Linked DNA regions of Homo sapiens: region 2 is linked to region 1. Evidence: read pairs that join two places in POLR2A ChIA-PET (ENCODE). Cell type or tissue: Caco-2. All regions are shown on one strand. Each heading gives the region's core, and the rest is flanking DNA. Links, peaks and the distances in the headings are about the cores only.

What was found. ChIA-PET counts read pairs that join two places held together with the same protein. Peaks named below come from ENCODE experiments on the same cell type or tissue, not always from the same donor. Only the 100,000 strongest peaks of a DNase experiment are listed, where the experiment ranks them.
Region 2: POLR2A ChIA-PET joins it to region 1 with 14 read pairs; 3 of 35 experiments call an interaction of 5 or more read pairs at or near these places.

Annotation. Positions count from the first base shown.
Region 1 is chr7:101,157,070-101,166,479 of GRCh38, reverse strand. It overlaps AP1S1 (adaptor related protein complex 1 subunit sigma 1), which reads right to left. Exons shown (of 5, transcript NM_001283.5): 3 at 8,995-9,103; 4 at 7,284-7,421; 5 at 5,204-5,961. The coding sequence ends at 5,914. VGF (VGF nerve growth factor inducible) reads left to right here and starts at 911. Exons shown (of 2, transcript NM_003378.4): 1 at 911-1,106; 2 at 1,617-3,971. The coding sequence starts at 1,637. The coding sequence ends at 3,484. It overlaps MIR4653 (microRNA 4653), which reads right to left and starts at 7,007; the gene lies at 6,925-7,007. RefSeq lists silencers at 881-980, 2,743-2,882, 3,043-3,092, 3,653-3,742 and an enhancer at 8,920-9,410. In Caco-2, for the core only: no CTCF peak of the experiment used is centred there; DNase peaks (open chromatin) are centred at 809, 2,759, 2,889, 3,419 and 3 weaker places; H3K4me3 peaks cover 3,376 bases.
Region 2 is chr7:101,460,056-101,471,713 of GRCh38, reverse strand. The region is part of intron 3 of COL26A1 (collagen type XXVI alpha 1 chain); the gene reads right to left. Among named protein-coding and RNA genes, the nearest start is that of COL26A1, 100 kb to the right of the region's middle. RefSeq lists an enhancer at 9,848-10,360. In Caco-2, for the core only: no CTCF peak of the experiment used is centred there; no DNase peak of the experiment used is centred there.

The DNA.
Region 1 (9,410 bases), core at 98-8,097:
CCCTCCAAACGTCCTTGGGGGAGGGGAGCGGCAGGAGGGAAAGCGACTGGGGGAGTGTGGGAAGAGATGGGCCGAAGGGGGCACAGCGGGGGGCCTTGACACAAGCGGCAGTCAGGGGACAGAAGGACAGACACACCTTTTTCTCCAGACACAGCACGGATCGTGAAACAGACACGACCCAGAGGCACACACATCCTCATTCTTTCCCTTTTCTCTTCCGACTCGGACCCTTCCCGATGGGATTACCAAAACCGCAAGATCCACCCATCTGCCCCTGTCAGGGGGCTGCCACCCGCACTGCCGATTCGCGGACAGCGCCCGCAGGCGTGCAGATCTGTCCCTCTGCACTCAGGTTCACGCCGTCCTTGGGCGCGTGGTCTCGGGGTGGGGAACCCGGCCCCCTGGTCGGCTCTTGAATCTTTATCCTTCCCCTCCCCAGTATTGAGCTCCCACTGGTGCCCAGTCAGACGCTGGGACTACCCTTTTTCTATTCCACTCAGCAACGCGGGCTCCATCCAGCAGCTCCAAGTTGCTCTGCAACCCACCCTCCCGCCTTCCAGCGCCTCTGCATCCACCCTTCCATTCATTCTCCCATTCATTCATTCATCCTTTTCTCCTCGTCCCTCCTTCATTCATTCATAGCCCCCCGCCCTGCCCGCTTCAGCATTTCATTCATTCATTCATTCATTCATTTCCCGGAGCTCCGCTAGCGCACACCCCTTCAGCCGAAGGCCCCAGCGCGCAGGCGCAGGCCGGGAGAGGCAGGCACCCTCCAATCGTCGGGCGTCCTTCCTCCTCCGGGCGGCCGCCCGCTTCCCCATGAATGAACATTGACGTCAATGGGGCGGGGCGCGCCCACGTGACCCCGCGCGCTCCCCTTTATAAGGCGGTGGAGGCGCGGGCGCTGTCCAGCGTGCTGAAGCCGGAGCGAGCTAGCCGCCCGGAGCCGCGCCGACCCAGCTGAGCCCAGCCCACGGGACGCCAGACCTCGACCGTCGCTCCTACCCCGGCCACCGCTCGGAGCCGAGGCGGACGCGTCCCGATCTTCCCCTGTCCCCACCCTGCCCCGACCCTCCTCTCCACCTCTCGCGTCGTGACACCAGCTGGTAAATACTCCGCTGTTCGTCCCTCAAACCCTCGGCAGCCAGCCGTGGGCGTGAGGGAGGGTTCTCTCTCCTCTCGATGGGGGTGTTGCAAACACAGCGGGGAGCCCCCTGGTAAGGGTCCCCGGTAAACGGGGGAGTCGCAGCTTTTTCTCTTGCTGCTGAAGTCGCCCACGCACCATCCGGGGAGTCCTACGGGGAGGGAGCAGAGATTTTTTTTTCCCCCATATTGCTGCTGCTTAGTACGTGGGCGATGGCAGTGAGATGGCTCAGGGAAGGGGCCGAGGAGGCCCTGGGTAAGCGAGGGCTTCGGGGGTTATTTTCCCATTTACACGGCTCCAGAGATCGGCACAACATCTTCCTCCTTTGCTCCTAAACGTTCCTCTTCTGGGTAAGGTTTGGGGGATCAGGGAAGCCCCGGGTTTCCTGCTGAAAGGTGGGGGAAGGGAACGTAGACCTAGAGAGGGGAATTCTTACAGAAATCCTCTTTTTTTGGTCCCTTCTATTTTTCAGTCTCCGGCAGCCTCTTGGTCATGAAAGCCCTCAGATTGTCGGCTTCCGCCCTCTTCTGCCTTCTGCTGATCAACGGGTTAGGGGCAGCACCCCCTGGTCGCCCTGAGGCGCAGCCTCCTCCTCTCAGCTCTGAGCATAAAGAGCCGGTAGCCGGGGACGCAGTGCCCGGGCCAAAGGATGGCAGCGCCCCAGAGGTCCGAGGCGCTCGGAATTCCGAGCCGCAGGACGAGGGAGAGCTTTTCCAGGGCGTGGATCCCCGGGCGCTGGCCGCGGTGCTGCTGCAGGCACTCGACCGTCCCGCCTCACCCCCGGCACCAAGCGGCTCCCAGCAGGGGCCGGAGGAAGAAGCAGCTGAAGCTCTGCTGACCGAGACCGTGCGCAGCCAGACCCACAGCCTCCCGGCGCCGGAGAGCCCGGAGCCCGCGGCTCCGCCTCGCCCTCAGACTCCGGAGAATGGGCCCGAGGCGAGCGATCCCTCCGAGGAGCTCGAGGCGCTAGCGTCCCTGCTCCAGGAACTGCGAGATTTCAGTCCAAGTAGCGCCAAGCGCCAGCAGGAGACGGCGGCAGCAGAGACGGAAACCCGCACGCACACGCTGACCCGAGTGAATCTGGAGAGCCCGGGGCCAGAGCGCGTATGGCGCGCTTCCTGGGGAGAGTTCCAGGCGCGTGTCCCGGAGCGCGCGCCCCTGCCGCCCCCGGCCCCCTCTCAATTCCAGGCGCGTATGCCCGACAGCGGGCCCCTTCCCGAAACCCACAAGTTCGGGGAAGGAGTGTCCTCCCCCAAAACACACCTAGGCGAGGCATTGGCACCCCTGTCCAAGGCGTACCAAGGCGTGGCCGCCCCGTTCCCCAAGGCGCGCCGGCCGGAGAGCGCACTCCTGGGCGGCTCCGAGGCGGGCGAGCGCCTTCTCCAGCAAGGGCTGGCGCAGGTGGAGGCCGGGCGGCGGCAGGCGGAGGCCACGCGGCAGGCCGCGGCGCAGGAAGAGCGGCTGGCCGACCTCGCCTCGGACCTGCTGCTCCAGTATTTGCTGCAGGGCGGGGCCCGGCAGCGCGGCCTCGGGGGTCGGGGGCTGCAGGAGGCGGCGGAGGAGCGAGAGAGTGCAAGGGAGGAGGAGGAGGCGGAGCAGGAGAGACGCGGCGGGGAGGAGAGGGTGGGGGAAGAGGATGAGGAGGCGGCCGAGGCGGAGGCAGAGGCGGAGGAGGCGGAGAGGGCGCGGCAGAACGCGCTCCTGTTCGCGGAGGAGGAGGACGGGGAAGCCGGCGCCGAGGACAAGCGCTCCCAGGAGGAGACGCCGGGCCACCGGCGGAAGGAGGCCGAGGGGACAGAGGAGGGCGGGGAGGAGGAGGACGACGAGGAGATGGATCCGCAGACGATCGACAGCCTCATTGAGCTGTCCACCAAACTCCACCTGCCAGCGGACGACGTGGTCAGCATCATCGAGGAGGTGGAGGAGAAGCGGAAGCGGAAGAAGAACGCCCCTCCCGAGCCCGTGCCGCCCCCCCGTGCCGCCCCCGCCCCCACCCACGTCCGCTCCCCGCAGCCCCCGCCCCCCGCCCCCGCTCCCGCACGAGACGAGCTGCCGGACTGGAACGAGGTGCTCCCGCCCTGGGATCGGGAGGAGGACGAGGTGTACCCGCCAGGGCCGTACCACCCTTTCCCCAACTACATCCGGCCGCGGACACTGCAGCCGCCCTCGGCCTTGCGCCGCCGCCACTACCACCACGCCTTGCCGCCTTCGCGCCACTATCCCGGCCGGGAGGCCCAGGCGCGGCGCGCGCAGGAGGAGGCGGAGGCGGAGGAGCGCCGGCTGCAGGAGCAGGAGGAGCTGGAGAATTACATCGAGCACGTGCTGCTCCGGCGCCCGTGACTGCCCTTCCCGGTCCCGCCCCCGCGCGCCCCCGCCGCGCGCGCGCGCCGGCGCCCCCCTCCGTGTTGCCCGCTCCCCCTCGGTGTTTGCATGCGCCCCGGCCCTGCCCCTTGGCCCTGCCCCTGTCCCCGGGCTGCGTCGGGACCTGCCAGACCCCCCTCCCGGGTCCTGAGCCCGAACTCCCAGAGCTCACCCGCGGGTGACCGGGGGCCAGCCCAGGAGGGCGGGTGGTTTGTGCGAGTTCCCTTGCCACGCGGGGCCCCGGCCCCATCAAGTCCCTCTGGGGACGTCCCCGTCGGAAACCGGAAAAAGCAGTTCCAGTTAATTGTGTGAAGTGTGTCTGTCTCCAGCCCTTCGGGCCTCCCACGAGCCCCTCCAGCCTCTCCAAGTCGCTGTGAATTGACCCCTTCTTTCCTTTCTCTGTTGTAAATACCCCTCACGGAGGAAATAGTTTTGCTAAGAAATAAAAGTGACTATTTTATTAGGACTTTGTTCTCGGTTATTCACCCGTCCCCTTGGGCCTGTGTGGTCCTTCCCAAGGGGCGGTGAGGGAAGCGCCAGCCACAGTCCCCGTCTCCTCCTGCTTCCTGCCCCCAAACTAAGGCAAGGGGTAAGTGGGGAAAGTCCTCAAACTGTTTTTAGAGGAGAAGAATGTGGCTCGCACCCATTAAGAAACCCGAAATTCCACTTCCAGCTTGGGGGCTGGTGGTAAAGTCATCTTTCCCCAGGGCTTGACAGAGAGAGGCCCAGCGGAATGCAATAAAAGAGCCAATTGTCTGCGATCAGTCCAGCGACCTCTGGTTCAAAAGAAAAAGGCGACCCGCAGAAGGTGCCACAACTCTGGGTGCCAGTGGGCTCCTTTTTCCCAAGATCCTGGGGCCGCGCGGGTAATGCCGGAGTTTCCTGTGTTCACCCACCCACCTCCCTCCACTGATCCCTACATTCCTGGTCCTAGGTACTTTGCAAGAAATGCGGGGAGGAGGGAGTGGCAGCCACAGAGACATGCTGGCTAAAGCCACTTCTTAACTTTTTTTTTTTTTTTTTTTTTGAGACAGGGTCTCACTATGTTGCCCAGGCTGGAGTGCAGTGGTGCAATCACAGCTCACTGCAACCTCGACTTCCTGGGCTCAAGTGATCCTCCTACCCCAACCTCCTGAGTAGCTGGGACTACAAGTGTGCACCATTATGCCCAGCTAATGTTTGCATTTTTTGTAGGGATGAGGTTTTGCCAGCTTGCTCAGCTGGTCTGGAACTCCTGGGCTCAAGCGACCTCCCCACCTTGGCCTCCCATCTTAAGCCTTTTCTAATCGCAGGTACTTGTGAACTGATTCAAATAAAACTAAACTGGGCAAACGAAATCACCCACAACAGACCCGCATCCTGAAGAGTTGCTCCTCCTTCCATAAAGGCAGCTCAGGGAGTTGGGGGCAGCCCGTTTGGAGACGCATTGGGCATAAAAATCCGTTTAAGGTAGGGTGGCCAGATAAAATACAGGAAATGAAATCTGAAATTCCAGATACACAACAGATGCAGTTTTAGAGTTAAATGTGTCCCAAACACTGCATGCAACACATTTATCCCTAAAATGATTTGTTGTGTATCTGGAATTCTCATTTAACTGCGTGCTCTCCGTTTCTTCCCAAGGCTGGCAGGATCCCCTTGGCCTCCCGATGATGCCAGCAGCCCTGCCTTCCTTCACAGAGCCCAAGGCCAGCAAAGTCCAGAAATGCTTTTACTTTTATTTCAGAAGAAAGGACATAAAGGCAGACACTTCCCCCTCCCCCTCCCCACCCCTCCCAGCTCCTGCCTCACCCAGAACTGGAGTGAAAGGCCAGGGCCAGGACCAGGGTCCCATAAAGCTTGCCCTTCCCCCAACCCTTCCTTCCCTCAAAGTGGCAAGGTTAGAAAAAAATTAACTATGTTGTTCCTCCCTGGCACTGGATAAAGGCCCCACTGCAGCCAAGGAGAAAGAGGGGGGTCCAGGCTCCCCTCCCAGGCAGAGAAGCTGCCTGGCTGGCTAGGGGGAGGGTGGAGGTAGGTTATGGGACAGAGAGGACAAGAAGTGCCCTGAACACCTTTTCCCTTTAACCTGACATATTTATATATTTACAGTTATTAGGGAGGGAAGGACATCTGGGGTGACATCAGTTCTGCAAAGGCAGGGAATAAAAGCCAAATAGCACCCCCATCTGGGTCACATTTTCCTGCCTCCTAGCTTCTAAAACCTTCAGTGGGAAAAGGGGAAAGTGGAGGTAGGGGGTGGAGGGAGGGAATGTTTGAAGGGCCTGAGCCCACAGCTCACTCCGAAAGGTGAGGCAGCAGAGGAGGGGCAGCCGAGTCCCACCAAGAACAGGGCCCTGGGCAGAGGAGAAGCAGCCGTTCCCGCCACGCTGCCAGGACCCCATCGCCACACCCCGGCCCAGCAGGGGCTATGCCAAACCCATCTCCTCCAGCACACTCCGTGGCGACTCATCCTCCTAAGGCAGAGACAGACAGAGGGTGACGCAGAGACACCAGGAGAGGCCGACAGGGTGGGCAAGACAGCAGTCACGAGGAAGAGTCAGACGGGGGAGGCACAGACACGGGGGAGGGGGAGAGAAGCCAATGTGAGCCCAAGGCCGGACCAGTGAGCCCTTCATGGGGCACCCACCAGCCTCCCAGGGCCAGCCCCAGAGCCAGCCAACAGTGGCAGGGGGGGTCCAGGTTGAGTCCGTCACCACCCAGAGAACCCAAAGCCAGGACCTTGGTAAGCAGGGGCCCCGCCTTGACACCTGGGGGTAAAGGGAGTGAAGCCGGGACAAGGAGGTGGGGGATCTTTCTGGGGCCCTGGGGGGTACAGCTGACTGGGTCCTGTTTTTCAGAGTGGGGAAAAGGCAGAGGGAGGTGAGTGCCAGGTCCCTGAGGGAAGGTGAACCAGGCTGCAGGGAGATGCGTCATTAGGGTCTGAGCGCAACACTGGTGACACGATGGGTGTGTGTGCCAGGGCATGTGTGTGTGTGTGTGTGTGTGCGCGCCAGGGTGTGTGTGTGTGCGTGTGTGGGAAGGTGAAGCTCGACCAGTGAGGTGGCAAGTTCAGTTCTGCCCTCTCTCCCACTGCAAAGATGAGCCCTCCCTCGCCCCCCATCTCTCCCCCTCCTCAGAGCCAGCTCAGGCCGGGCTCGCTCATCACTGCAGATTCCGGTGACTCATCTCCCTGCACCAGGGCTCGGTGATGGCACAGCAGAGAGGGGGCAGGCAGTAATGGGGTGAGGGCGGGGGCGCTGGGGAGCAGGGAGAACCAACATCCAGGTGCCCTCTGCCAGCCCCCAAATCCCCATAGCCTTTTCCTCCTGAGACGCAGAGGCTTTGGAGTATGTGTGTGTTAAAAAAAAAAAAAAGAAAAAAAAAAGAGAGGTGGGGGAAGAAATCAGGGAAGAAAAGAATGACCTACCAGGTGCCCCTTCTCCAATTCTCCAAGCAACCCTTAACTCCAGAGCAAACCCTTAACCCTTTGGTGTTAAGCCTTGCTCAGAGAATTGGACAAAGGAGACTGGGTGGCCACGAGACATCTGGGGGCTTGGGAGAAGGACAGAGCTTGGAATGAGGGGTGCACAGGTGGGCTATCTGCCACCCTACCTCCCACCCCATGGGGTCAGGGCTTGAGAGTAAGCTGGAGAGCTGGGCGTGGTGGGGGTCAGATACCACAGGGAGGGGGGGCTCCTTGGCGACGGTGGGCAGGGCAGGCCGGGTGTCCAGGGGAGGGAGGACCCTGTCCGCCACTGTGCGCTTCCTCCTCCTCCTCACTGTCCCTGGCCCGTACCTCTTGCAGTAGGTCAGCCTGCTCGATGGCTTTCAGCACACTCTTCTTGGAGGTGTCCTGGACATCCCCCCCCATCAAAAACTCATCCAGGATGAAGTAGGCCTTCTCAAAGTTGAAGATGATGTCCAGCTCGCACACCTGGGAGGGCGGGGAGAGGCTAAGTTGAGCATGGAGGGGCAACTGGAGCCACTTCCTTTTCAAGACCGTGCCTCCCACCTTGGGTTCTGCCCCCAACCTCCAAGCCTTAGTCATTGGTCAGCTTTTTCAGTTTTTTTGTTTCGTTATTTTGTTAGAGACAGGGTCTCTTGCTCTGTCGTCCAGGCTGCAGTGCAGTGGCATGATCACAGCTCACTGCAGCCTCAAACTCCTGGGCTCAAGTGATCCTCCTGCCTCAGCTTCCTGAGTAGCTGGGACTACAGGTGCATGCTATCACGCCCACCTCATTTTTAAAATATTTTGTAGAGATAGGGTCTTGCCATGTTGGCCAGGCTGGTCTCGAACTTCTGGCCTCAAGTGACCCACCTGCCTCAGCTTCCCAAAATGCTGGGATCACAGGCGTGAGCCACCGCGCCTTGCCTTGGATCAGTTTTTTTCCCTCTTCCTCTTGCATCTTTCCTCCTGATCATGAAACATTAGTTGCCTTATCTACCTTTGTCTATGGTTCCCCTTGCCTTCCCCCCAAAATCTGTGACGTTCTTCCCACCAAAGGCTGTGGTAGCCCCGCTTCCTGGACACTGTGGGGCAGGGAAAGAGGGAATTCTGGACCATGGGGTGGAAGACTTGAGTTCCAAGCAGGGCTCTGCCACTAACCATCTAGCTAAACAAGTCATGAAACATCTCTAAGTCTCAGTTTTCTGGCCTCAAAAATGGGGATACCAACACCTACTGCTAGGATGGGATAAGGAGCAAACGAGAGGACGCAAAAGCACTTTATAACACAAATTATGGAGTTACTACTACGCCCCATCTAAGATCTGAGCTGTCCCTCAGATAAGTTAATTCAGAATCTCTGGGAGTGGAACCTGGACATTGCCATTCAAAAAAATTCTCCAGAAAACTCCAATGCAAATCCAAGATCAGCAACCAGTGATAAAAATCTGAATATGGGGCTGGGTACAGTGGCTCACGCCTATAATCCCAGACTTTGGGAGGCTGAGGTGGGAGGATCACTTGAGCCCCAGAGTTAGAGACCCAGCCTGGGCAACATAGCAAGACCTCATCTCTTAAAAAAAAAAATACAAAAATTAGCTGGGCATAGTGGTGTGCACCTGCAGTCCCACCTCCTCAGGGGACTGAGGCAGGAGGATGGCTTGAGCCCAGAGGTTAAGGCTGCAGTGAGCTACGATTGTGCCACTGCACTCCAGCCATAGGCGGCATTCCTCCAGGTGATAGGGTGAGACTGTGTCTCTAAAAAAATAAAAATTTGAACTAATCAAAACATCTGAACTTGGTCTCTGTGTGAAAAGTCCGAGCTAAGCTCTAAGTGGAGATTAAGTGCCTGATCCTGCCCCCAGTTTCCCCACTCAGGGACGATTATGGGACATGGTTAATAGGCTTAAAGCTTAAAAAGGGAAATTAATTACTGTTCTTACTGCTCCAACTTCACCTCTCCCCTGAAACTTCCAGGGCAGAGACTGGAGGGGCCTCAAAGTTTGGTGGATTACCAAAGGGGATTGCTGGGAATGGAAACTGGTGGGCAGAGGAGACTTACACTGCCAAAGTATTTGTCTAAGAGCTCCACGTATCGGTGGATCAGCTCCAGTGTGATGAGCTCATTGTCTTGGCCCTCGATGGCGCAGCAGAAGTAGAGGCTGGCATATCTGCGGAGAGGAGCGCATGAGACATCGCTACAAGCTTGCTTCAGGACCCAGGCATTCTGGTCTCAAACCTCTCACCAGCCTGGAGGTGGTCTGTGCCCTGGCTGGCCACAGGTGAGGTGGCCCTAGGGCATGTAAAGAGTAACTCACCTGCCTCTTTGTGCTGTCTTAAAAACATGCAAAGAACGCATGCTTTTTCCTTCCTGCCCTCTGACCTCCTAAGTTTGACTCAGCAAAAACCTGAGCCAAGTAATTTACCTGCTCCGAGGAGAAGGAACCGGAAAGGGTGTGTGTGTGCGTGTGTGTTAGG
Region 2 (11,658 bases), core at 1,728-9,727, 300 kb before region 1:
CAGCTACTCTGAAGGCTGAGGCAGGAGAATCGCTTGAACTCGGTAGGTGGAGGTTGCAGTGAGCTGAGACTGTGCCACTGAACTCCAGCCTGGGCAACAGAGTGAGACTCTGTCTCAAAAAAAAAAAAAAAAAAAAAAAAAACAAACAACAACAACAACAACAAAACATTATTCTTAGCTCTGTTATTCTATTTAAGCAAGCATTGTATTTGACGTGAGTGTATTCCTTCTGCTTTCTGAGGATAGCCTATTCTGTAATTGAGTAGTCTCTAATACATTATCTTAGCTTCACTATACTCGGCAACTCACCCTGAATTCTTTCCTGTGTAAGATCCAAGAACCCACTATTGGGAGTCTAGATGACACTCCTTTCCGGTAACACACTCACACAGGGTGTATCGTGATGTGGCTCCACATCAGCCACCCTATTCAAATCTCTGCCATTGCTCAGCCATGTGCACAAGGCAAGTATAAAGCCCTTATGCTTAATTGCATGGGAACAGATATTATGGCACGTGGGGGCTGGCACTGTGAAATGTCATTGCTGGAAATCAGGGCCTCCTGTACCTTGACCTTAAGGCCCGAGTGAGTGTCTTCAGTACACAGAGTAGCATCCAGCCTCAGCTCCAAAGGCCTCTGTGTCTGTGGTATAATAAAATATATGTATTTGGTCTTTGTTGAAATTGCTAGCGTGGAGCCCCTAAGACCCTTGGAATTTCCTGAGTGATAGGAGTGTGTTTTGTTATTCATAACAAGCCTCTTTCCCCCAAATCTGAGTTTATGCTAAGTGAGGTGATCCCTGCTGGGCCCCTAGACAGCTTCAGGGTGAGAGGGTGGGGGCCAGAGAAGCCAGCCACGTGACTAGAGGGTGGGAACTTTCAGCTCCAACCTTGACCCCCAGGAAGAGAAGAAAGATGAGATTGTGTTAATCAACAATGGCCAATGATGTAATCAATCGAGCCTATGTAACGAGACCCCATATAAAAACCCTAACAGTGGAGATTATGGAGCTTCCAGGTTGGTAAGCACCTGAATGTTCTGGGACAGCGGATACTCAGAAAAGATAGAGAAGCTCTACATCCCGTCCCCACCCTCCATACTGGCCTATGTGATACAGGAGATAGAAAGAGATTATTTAGGCAGAGAGCAACGGCGATACAGTCCTTGGCAAGGTTTCCCTTTTAACAAAAAGCAGCCCCCAAATCATTTCTTTTCTAACAAAGAGCAGCCTGAAAAATCAAGCAGCAGACATAGAGAAGAAAGACAGAAGCTTGCAGGGGTGAATGCCGGCAGCTATGCCAATAGAAAAGGGCTACCCGGGGCTGGGCGTGGTGGCTCATGCCTGTAATCCCAGCACTTTGGGAGGCCGAGGTGGACGGATCACCTGAGGTCAGGAGTTCAAGACCAGCCTGGCCAACATGGTGAAACCCCCTCCCTACACAAAAAATTAGCTGGACATGGCGGTGCGCGCCTGTAATCCCAACTATTCAGGAGGCTGAGGCAGTAGAATCGCTTGAACCTGGGAGGCAGAGGTTGCAGTGAGATCGAACCACTGCACTCCATCCTGGATGACAGAGCCAGACTCTGTCTCGAAAAAAAAAAAAAAACAAAAAAAAAGGCAATCCATTTCTCCGGGACCCCTCTCTCTGCAGCAGAGAGAGCTCTTCTCTTGCTTTCGCTGATTCAACTTCTGCACTGACCATCATTCTTTGTGTGTCTGTGTCCTAGTTGCCCATGGTCGTGAGACAACGAATCTTGAGTATTTACCCCAGACAGCGACGCCACTTCACGTGCATCTCTCCCAGTTGGCTGCTACTCAAGTGTTTCCTTTACAATAAGATGGTAACCATCAGCAAAGTGCTTTCCTGAGTTCTGTGAGTGGTTCTAGCGAATTACCAAACATGAGGCAGAAATCGTGGACACCAGCTGGGCGCGGTGGTTCACGCCTGTAATCCCATCACTTTGGGAGGCTGAGGTGGGCGGATCACTTGAGGCCAGGAGTTCGAGACCAACCTGGCCAATATGGTGAAACCCCATCTCTACTAAAAATACAAAAATTAGCTGAGTATGGTGGCACACGCCTGTAATCCCAGCTACTCAGGAGGCTGATGCAGGAGAATTGCTTGAATCCAGGAAGCGGAGATTGCAGTGAGCTAAGATCGTGCCACTGCACACCAGGGCGAAAAGAGCAAAACTCTGTCTCAAAAAAAAAAAAAAAGAGAGAAATCGTGTAAACCCTTGAATTTGCATAAGTGCAGGTAAACTGGGCACCCCGTTTATGGCCGGCATCTGACGTGGGAGCAGTCTTATGGTCTTGAGCCCTTAAACTCTGGGGTCTGCTCTAACTCCCAGTAGTGTCTGAATGGAATGGTGGTGGTGTCAGAGAATTGGAGCAATGTATTTGGAGTCAGAAAAAAAACCACAGCAGTCTCCATTTCCTTTTCCACAAAGATATCTCCTAAATAGCTACCAGCATAGCTTTCACCCCTTTTCAGAGAGAGACCCCCAGAATTTCCAGGAGGGCTGTGTGTCTGCACAGCACTTTACAGTCCATAAAGCTATTCCTCTGCCCTACAGTGTCCCCAGGGCCCCACGAGGCAGGTCTGAAACTCAGAGAGGCATTCCTTCTGCTCAACATGCGTGTCTGCTGATGCGCTCTGCCAGATCATAGAAGATCAGGAGATGGAAACATTTGTGCTGGGAGAGTCTCTCTCCCAACCCCATTTCACAGATGAGAAAACCGAGGCCCTGCGAGGCTGTGACTTGGCCAAGGTCCACCCGGTGCAGCAGGGCAGAGCTCCATCTAGCTGCTTAATGGGAGCCAGGCCTGGGAACTGCCAGGTCTGGTGGAGGCCACTCACTGACACCAAATCTCAGCTGAGCGCCAAGGGCTTGGCCTCCAGGGCGGTGCCTGCACCCCTACAGATGGCCAGAGAAGAAGTGGAAAGGAAGTGAATGCGTCTCCCCCTCCCTCCTCCCACAGTTTCCCCAGCACATGTTCAAGACACAGAAATCTCTCATTAAAGTTTTACGGTTTAACCACCGAACATGCTACATCATCTCCATAACTTATACCTGACCTTGTGTCTAGACATGGCATCATGGGAAGGTAAGCCCCCTTCTGCAGGAAGTTTACGATAACCAGGGCTCAGTGGGTCGTTACGGAGGCCTTGCTTGGCGGCACGGAGCCCTGCCTCGGGGAGCAGAGACCTCCAAGGTGCCCCTTCCCCAGCAGGGCTACTCCTATGACCCTATTTCCAGAAGAGAAACGGATGGGCAGGTCACTTACAAAGTGATAAAAGAGCTAGAAAGAAATTCTTTAGGCAGATAGTGGGGGTAAGAGAGTCCTTGGTAAGGGTTTCCTTTTAATAAAAAGCAGCTGCAAAATAATTTCTTTTATTTTTTTTTTTTTGAGACTGAGTCTTGCTCTGTTGCCCAGGCTGGAGTGCAGTGGTGTGATCTTGGCTGGCTGCACCTCCACCTCCCGGGTTCAAGCGATTCTCTTGCCTCAACCTCCTGAGTAGCTGGGATTACAGGCGTGCACCACCATGCCCGGCTAATTTTTGTATTTTTAGTAGAGACGGGGTTTCACCATGTTGGTCAGGCTGGTCTTGAACTCCTGACCTCAAGCCATCTACCAGACTTGGCCTCCCAAAGTGCTGGGATTACAAGTGTGAATCATTTCTTTTCTAACAAAAAGCAGCCTGAAAATCTACAAGCACAGGTAAGCAAGCTAAAAGCTTGCATATGTAAATGCCGGCAGCCGTGCCAATAGAAAAGGGTTACCTGGGGGCCAGGTAGGTTCAACATGGCGGCTCCTTCTTCCCTTTTCTTTTTCTTTTCTTTTGAGACGGAGTCTCGCTCTGTCACCCAGGCTGGAGTGCAGTGGCGCGATCTCGGCTCACTGCAAGCCCTGCTTCCCGGGTTCATGCCATTCTGCTGCCTCAGCCTCCCAAGTAGCTGGGACTACAGGCGCCCGCCACCATACCTGGCTAATTTTTTGTATTTTTAGTAGAGACAGGGTTTCACCGTGTTAGCCAGGATGGTCTTGATCTCCTGACCTCGTGATCTGCCCGCCTCAGCCTCCCAAAGTGCTGGGATTACAGGCGTGAGCCACCGCGCCCGGCCCCATCTTCCCTTTTCTTTGTCAACCATGTGTACAGGAAGGAACAGACAAGATGGCAGCAGCCAGGTAGAGAACCCGTCTGCACAATAAAAGATTGGGGTGGGATGGCCAGCTTCTTCGCACACTATGCAAACGTCACACCTGGTCTGACCAATCTCTCGGGCGCTGTGTAAATCAGACTCTGCCTCTTCAGGCTCATCTATAAACCACCCCCCATCCTCCCCCCGCCCTGTGCATTTCGCCATGAAACCAGAAGACCCACTCGGCAGCCCCTCTCTATCTGCAGGAGGGAGGGCTGTTCTCTTTTCTCTCTTTATCACCTATTAAACCTCTGCTCTTAAACTCACTTCTTGTGGGTCCATGTCTTTGATTTCCCTGGCGTGAGATGATGAACCTCAGGTATTTACCCCTGACAATAATGCTGCTTCAAAAGGTCCTGACTTCCGGCCTCTGTCTACACAACCCACCACCTCCCAGGGACGTTCACAGCATCCCTGTTGCTGATGGGCTGCCCTCCAAGGGGAATTTGGTTGGACTCCAAACCCCAACCAATCTCCACTCCCTAAAGGAAAACAGCAGCTTTGCAGGGGGTCACTAACTCTGGACCTCAGCCCAGGGCTCCCAGCGCTGGCAGCAAGACCGGGGATTCCTGGCACCCTCTACCTGACAGGGTGCTTTCTGGTACTCAGGGGATCCATACTGAGACCCTTCACGTTGCATGAAAAGGCAGAGACTGAATCTCTCTCTCTCACACACACACACACACACACACACACACACACACACACACACCAGAACATGCCGGGGTCTTAGCATTCTCATCTCAGTCCTAAGCATCTATATCCTGAAGGGGAAAATACAAAAATCAGTCAGTCTGTATTTATTTATATATTTTTTGGAGACAGGGTCTCGCTGTGTCACCCAGGCTGGAGTGCAGTGGCACAATCACAGCTCACTGCAGCCTCAACCTCCGAGGCTCAAGCGATTCTCCCACTTTTGCCTCCTGAGTAGCAGGTGCACACCACCATGCCTAGCTAATTTTTAAAGTTTTCTGTAGAGACGGGGTCTATGTTGGCCAGGCTAGTCTCTAACTCCTGGCCTCAAGCAATCCTCCTGCCTTGGCCTCCTAAAGTGCTGGGATGACAGGTATGAGTCACTGTGCCCGGCTAATCAATGTGGGTTTCTAACACTATTGTGCCTAGTGCTGGGCAGGTCGGGGAATGACAGTAACAAGGGCCATTTATTCAGGCCTACTCTGTACCACCAATTGTGCCACATCAGGTACTTGTCACCTCATTTCATATACAATATATTGACAATTCTGCAAGACAGGTATCGCTGTGCTCACTTTATAGATGAGCAAATGGAGGTTCAGACAGGAAGCGACCAGCCCACAGAACTAGTGTGTGGAGCCAGGATTTAAATGCTGGGTCTGAGGCTATTGACGCCTGTGGCCTTTCCACTCTCCAAGCAGGTGAGGGATATAGAATTGCTTGGCAGGGACAGGCTGGGAGTGATCAATGATACAGCAGCCAAGCCTGCATTTGCTGCTGGGGAGTTCTAGCTGGGAAACTGAGTCATCTCAGTCAGGGCCGTTAGCAAGTTGTTAGCAAGTCCTGGATAGGTGGAAAGCTGCTGGCCCCTGCAGTGCCACGGCACCCTTGCCCAAGCCAGCTGCACACACTCATTCCCACAATCTTGGGGAACACGTGTGGACCCCCAGAAGATGAGATTCTCTGTTCTCCATTCTGCTCCTCCTGTTTGTAAAACCACCAGGCTCTGTTCATGGGTTTCCGGTTACATGGGAAGGGGCCTGATGTCTTATATCACTGCCACGCCAGGCCGAGAGCACTTCCTTTGTTTCTTTTTCTTTTCTTTTTTTTTTTTTTTTTTTTTGAGACAGTTTCACTTTGTCGTCCAGGCTGGAGTGCAATGGCATGATCTCGGCTCACTTCAACCTCTGCCCCCTGGGTTCAAGCAATTCTCCTGCCTTGGCCTCCCCAGTAGCTGGGACTACAGGCATGCACCACCACGCCCGACTGATTTTTTTGTATTTTTAGTAGAGACAGAGTTTCACCATGTTGGCCAGGCTGGTCTTGAACTCCTGACCAGGCGCAGTGGCTCACACCTGTAATCTGAAAGCACTTGCTGATGTTGTCCTGCACTGGAGTGTGAGAGGGAAACAGGGCTGGCCCCGCCACAGCCCAGGGCTCAGAGGCTATGACTCTTTGTTAAAATGATGCAGAGAGCCTGGGCGTGGTGGCTCACATCTGCAATGCCAGCACTTTGAGAAGCTGAGGCAGGAGGATCGTTTGAGCCCAGGAGTTGGAGAGCAGCCTCAGCAACATAGCGAGAACCTACCTCTGTGAAAAATTTAAAACTTAGCAGAGCTACAGGTGGTGTGCACCTGTAGTCTCAGCTACTTGGGAGGCTAAGGTGGGAAGATTGCTTGAGCCCAGGAGTTCAAGGCTGCAGTGAGCTATCGTCGCACTACCACATTCCAGCCTGGGCAACAGAATGAGACTCTGTCCCAACAAAAAAAAAAAAAAAAAAGAAAGAAAGAATTAGAAGCTTAAAGCCAAGGGTGGTGACTTACACCTATAATACCAGTGCTTTGGGAGGCTGAGGTGGGAGGATCACTTGGAGCCAGAAGTTTGAGACCAGCCTGGGCAACATAGCGAGACCCCGCCACTACAAACAATTTTAAAATTAGCCGGGCATGGTGGTGTGTACCTGTAGTCCCGCCTACTCAGGAAGCTGAGGTGGGAGGATTACTTGAGCTCAGGAGTTAGAGGCTGCAGTGAGCTATGATCATCTGGGCAACCGAGCAAGACACTGTCTCCAAAATAAATGAATAAAATAAAAATAAGAATTAGAGGCCGGGCACGGTAGCTCAAGCCTGTAATTCCAGCACTTTGGGAGGCCAAGGTGGGTGGATCACCTGAGGTCAGGAGTTCAAGACCAGCCTGACCAACATGGAGAAACCTCATCTCTAATGAAAATACAAAATTAGCCAGGCGTGGTGGCAGGAGCCTGTAATCCCAGCTACTCAGGAGGCTGAGGCAGGAGAATCGTTTGAACCCGGGAGGCAGAGTTGTGGTGAGCTGAGATCGCGCCATTGCACCTCAGCCTGGGCAACAAGAGCAAAACTCCATCTCAAAAAAAATAATAATAAAATAAGAATTAGATGCTGGGCTTGGTGGCTCACACCTGTAATCTCAGCACTTTGGGAGGCCGAGGTGGGTGGATCATCTGAGGTCAGGAGTTCGAGACCAGCCTGACCAACATGGTGAAACACTATCTCTACTAAATATAAAAAATTAGCTGGGAGTGGTGGCATGAGCCTGTAATCCCAGCAGTTTGGAAAGCTGATATGGGAGGATCACTTGAGGCCAGGAGTTCCATACCAGCCTGGGCAACATGGCAAGATCCCATTTTTATAAAAAATTTGAAAATTTGCCAAGCATGGTGGTACATGCCTGTAGACCCAGCTACTTGGGAGACTACGGTAGGAGGATTGCTTGAGCCCAGGACGTCGAGGCTGCAGTGAGCTATCATTGTGCCACTGCAATTTAGCCTGGGTGACAGAGCAAGACCCTGTCACAAAAAAAGGAAAAGAAAAACAATGAAAGAGAGAGAGAAAGATTAAGAAAGAATAAAAGAAGAAAGAAAGAGAGAAAGAAAAAGAAAGAAAGAAAGAAAGAAAGAAAGAAAGAAAAGAAAAAAGAGAAAAAAGAGGGAGGGAGGGAAGGAAGGAGGAAGGAAGGGAGGGAGGGAAGAAAGAGAGAGAGAAAGAAAGGAAGAAAGAAAGAAAGAAGGAAGGAAAAGGGGAAGGGAGGAAGGAAGGGAGGGGGGAGAGAGGGAGGGGAAAAAAGAAAGAAAGAGAGAGAAAAAGAAAGAAAGGGGACGGGAGGGAGGAAGGAAGGATGGAAGGATGGAAGGATGGAAGGAAGGAAGGAAGAGGGGGAGGGAGGGAGGGAAGAAGAAAGGGAGGGAGGGAAGGGAAGGGAAGGACAAGTGAAAGAAAGAAAAAGAAAAGGGGAGGGAAGGGGGAAGAGGGGGAAGAGGGGGGAAGGGAAGGGAAGGGAAAGGAGGGGAGGGAAGGGATATTTGCAACCTATGGTTATGGCAGCATTATTCACAATAGCCAAGAAGTAAAAGCAACCCAAATCAATGTCCCATGGCAGATGAATGGATAGTAATATCCCTACAGTGGAATATCATTCAGCCTTTAAAGGAAGGAAATTCTGACCCTTGCTACATGGATGAATCTTGAAGACATAATGCTAAGCGAAATAAGGCAGTCACAAAAAAACTAACACTGTGATTTCACTTATATGAGGCATCCAAAATTCATAGAATTTGCAAGATGAAAAAGGGGTGGAGATTTATTACAATGTGTGTGCAATTAATTTGCAGACCTTTTTAATCTTGCAAAACCAAAGCCCTGTTCTCTTTCTAGATTGACACATTTAGAGAAGGTAAGCTTAGGTCAGGACAGCACAACTATTGGCAGAGAAAGCCCAGTTCTCATGAGCCCACTTCTGGCTTGTCAATCATGGCCTGTCCTTGCCCTCTAGGAAACTTGGACCTCTCTTCTGGGACCCCTCTTCTTGGGCCCCTTTCCTTTTTATTGTTAATTATGTGCTTTGATGCACGAAGTGTCCCGGCCCCATCACTCTGCAAGGTCACTGCATCTGAACAGATCCAGGTGGAAAACCTTGCCTGCAAGTCCCTCCTTGCAGCTCAGGCATGGGGCTCCTGGTCTGCGTGGGGCCCCATTCTCTGCTTCTCGGTGTTCCCCAGTTCTGGGACTCTCATGATGGGTCCTGCCCTGCCAGCTACTGAGCTCCCACGTGTCACCGGGGGCCGGAAGCATGGGGGTCCCAGTAAACAGTACGGGGAACTGTTGATGACACCACAGCCCTGGAGGCCCCAGGAAGAGAAAAAGAAATAAATACATGAAGTTAAGGCCGGGCACGGTGGCTCACGCCTGTAATCCCAGCACTTTGGGAGGCTGAGGCAGGCAGATCACCTGAAGTCAGGAGTTCGAGACCAGCCTGACTAACATGGTGAAACCCCCTTTCTACTAAAAATACAAAAATTAGCCAGGTGTGGTGGTACACACCTATAATCCCAGCTACTCAGGAGGCTGAGGCAGGAGAATTGCTTGAACCCAGGAGGCAGAGGTTGCAGTGAGCCGAGATGGCACCACTGCACTCCAGCCTGGATGACAGAGTGAGGCCCTATCTCAAAAAAGAAAAGGAGATAAGTTTAAAATGCTCCCTGAGGCTGGGTGCGGTGGCTCAAGCCTGTAATCCCAGCACTCTGGGAGGCCAAGGCGGGTGGATCACAAGGTCAGGGGTGTGAGACCAGCCAGGCCAACATGGTGAAACCCCATCTCTACTGAAAATACAAAAATTAGCCGGGCGTGGAGGCGGGCACCTGTAGTCTCAGCTACTTGGGAGGCCAAGGCAGGAGAATCACTTGAAACTGGGAAGCAGAGGTTGCAGTGAGCCAAGATCGCACCACTGCACTCCAGCCTGGGTAACAGAGCAAGACTTCGTCTCAAAAAAAAAAAAAAAAAAAAAGTGCTCCGTGGATAGACAGCCCATCCATCTCTACTCACCATCACCATAACAGGCTAAGCAGAGGCAAAACCCAATCAACCCACCCCATGGCCCCAACGGTGAGGGCTGGAGTGGACCGGCAACCCCTGCCAGCCACTGGCTCTGCCCAGTCTGGGCCAGCACACTGTGGACGAGACCTTGAACTTATATGCCTCAGGCCCAACTGGAGCTGATGATTGATAACATTGACCAAAGCCCTTCCCTTCTCCCAGCCACAGTGTGGATGTGATGGGACCCCAGCCCCAACCAGGAGGTTCTAGAAATGCTTCCTCTGCTGTAGTGAGAAAGGTAAGGTGTGTGACCTTGAGTGGCAATGTGTGAAATTAGCCCCAGGGAAGATCATAATTAGAAGAAGGAGGTGGCTGGGCACCGTGGCTCACACCTGCAATCCCAGCACTCTGGGAGGTCGAGGCAGGTGGATCACCTGAGGTGAGGAGTTTGAGACTAGCCTGACCAACATGGCGAATCCCCATCTCTACTAAAAATACAAAATTACCCGGGTGTAGTGGCGGGCATCTGTAATCCCAGCTACCTGGGAAGCTGAGGCAGGAGAATCGCTTGAACCCGGGAGGCGGAGGTTGCAGGGAGCTGAGATCGTGTCATTACACACCAGCCTGCACAACAACAGCGAAACTCCGTCAAAAAAAAAGAAGGAGGAGGAGGAGGAGGGCAGGTGCAGTGGCTCACACCTGTGATCCCAGCACTTTGGAAGGCCAAAGCAAGAGAATTGCTTGAGACCAGGAATTCGAGACCAGCCTTGGCAACATAGAGAGACCCTATCTCTACAAAATGTAAAACAAAACAAAACAAAAAAAATTGCTGGGCGTGGTGTGGTGCACCTGTGGTCCCAGCTACTTGGGAGGCTGAGGAAGGAGGATCACTTGAGCCCAGGAGATTGAAGTGAGCTATGATAGCTCCACTGCACTCCAGCCTGGGTGACAGAGCAAGACCCTGTTTCAAAAAATAAAATAAAGTAACATCCCGCAGGTGCAAATGAGACAGTAAGCAGGGCAGAGACCTGGCCGCAGAGGTTGGAGAAGACCCTATAAACAAGGAAACTGAGTCAGGCAGAGCAACCAGTGCTTCCAAGAAAGCTGGCTGAGAAAAGCCAACAGCAAAAGAATGATGTAGACGCAATGAGGCTGTTTTCTTTTCTTTCTTTTTTTTTTTTCTTCCTGAGATGGAGTCTCTCTCTATCACCCAGGCTGGAGTGCAGTGACATGATCTCGGCTTATTGGAACCTCCGCCTCCCGGGTTCAAGCGATTCTTCTGCCTCAGCCTCCTGTGTAGCTGGGATTACAGATGCGTGCCACCATGCCCAGCTAATTTTTGTATTTTTAGTAGAGACAATTTTTCACCATGTTGGCCAGGATGGTCTCAAACTCTTGACCTCGTGATCCGCCCACCTCCACCTCCCTAAGTGCTGGGATTACAGGTGTGAGCCACCGCGCCTGGCCTGAGGCTGTTTTCTTAAAGGAGAGAGATGCTGGAGTATCCTTAGGTGCTGATGGGAAAGAGCCAGTGGGGAAGAAAGATGCAATCTACAGAAGAGAGAGGATGCATGGTGAAGTGGGATTCTGAGAAACTTAGACCCAGGGAGCCAGGCCTTGAACCAGAGGAGGATCACCCAGATCTCTACCTCCTGTGAATCTCACAACACCTCAATCGTACCTTTAGCGAAGTCCTTATCTCACAGTATTGGATGATTTGTTCATTCCTCTGGCCCCTGCACACTCTCCACCACACACACACAGCACACCTGGGAGCCCCTGAAGTCCCTTATTCATCAATGTGATCCAAGCATCCGGCGCCCGGAACGTGCTATGCACTCGGCTCATTTTGATAAATGGTCCTAGTTTGAATGACAGCTATGGAAGGCAAGTCTCAGAAACATCATCAGAT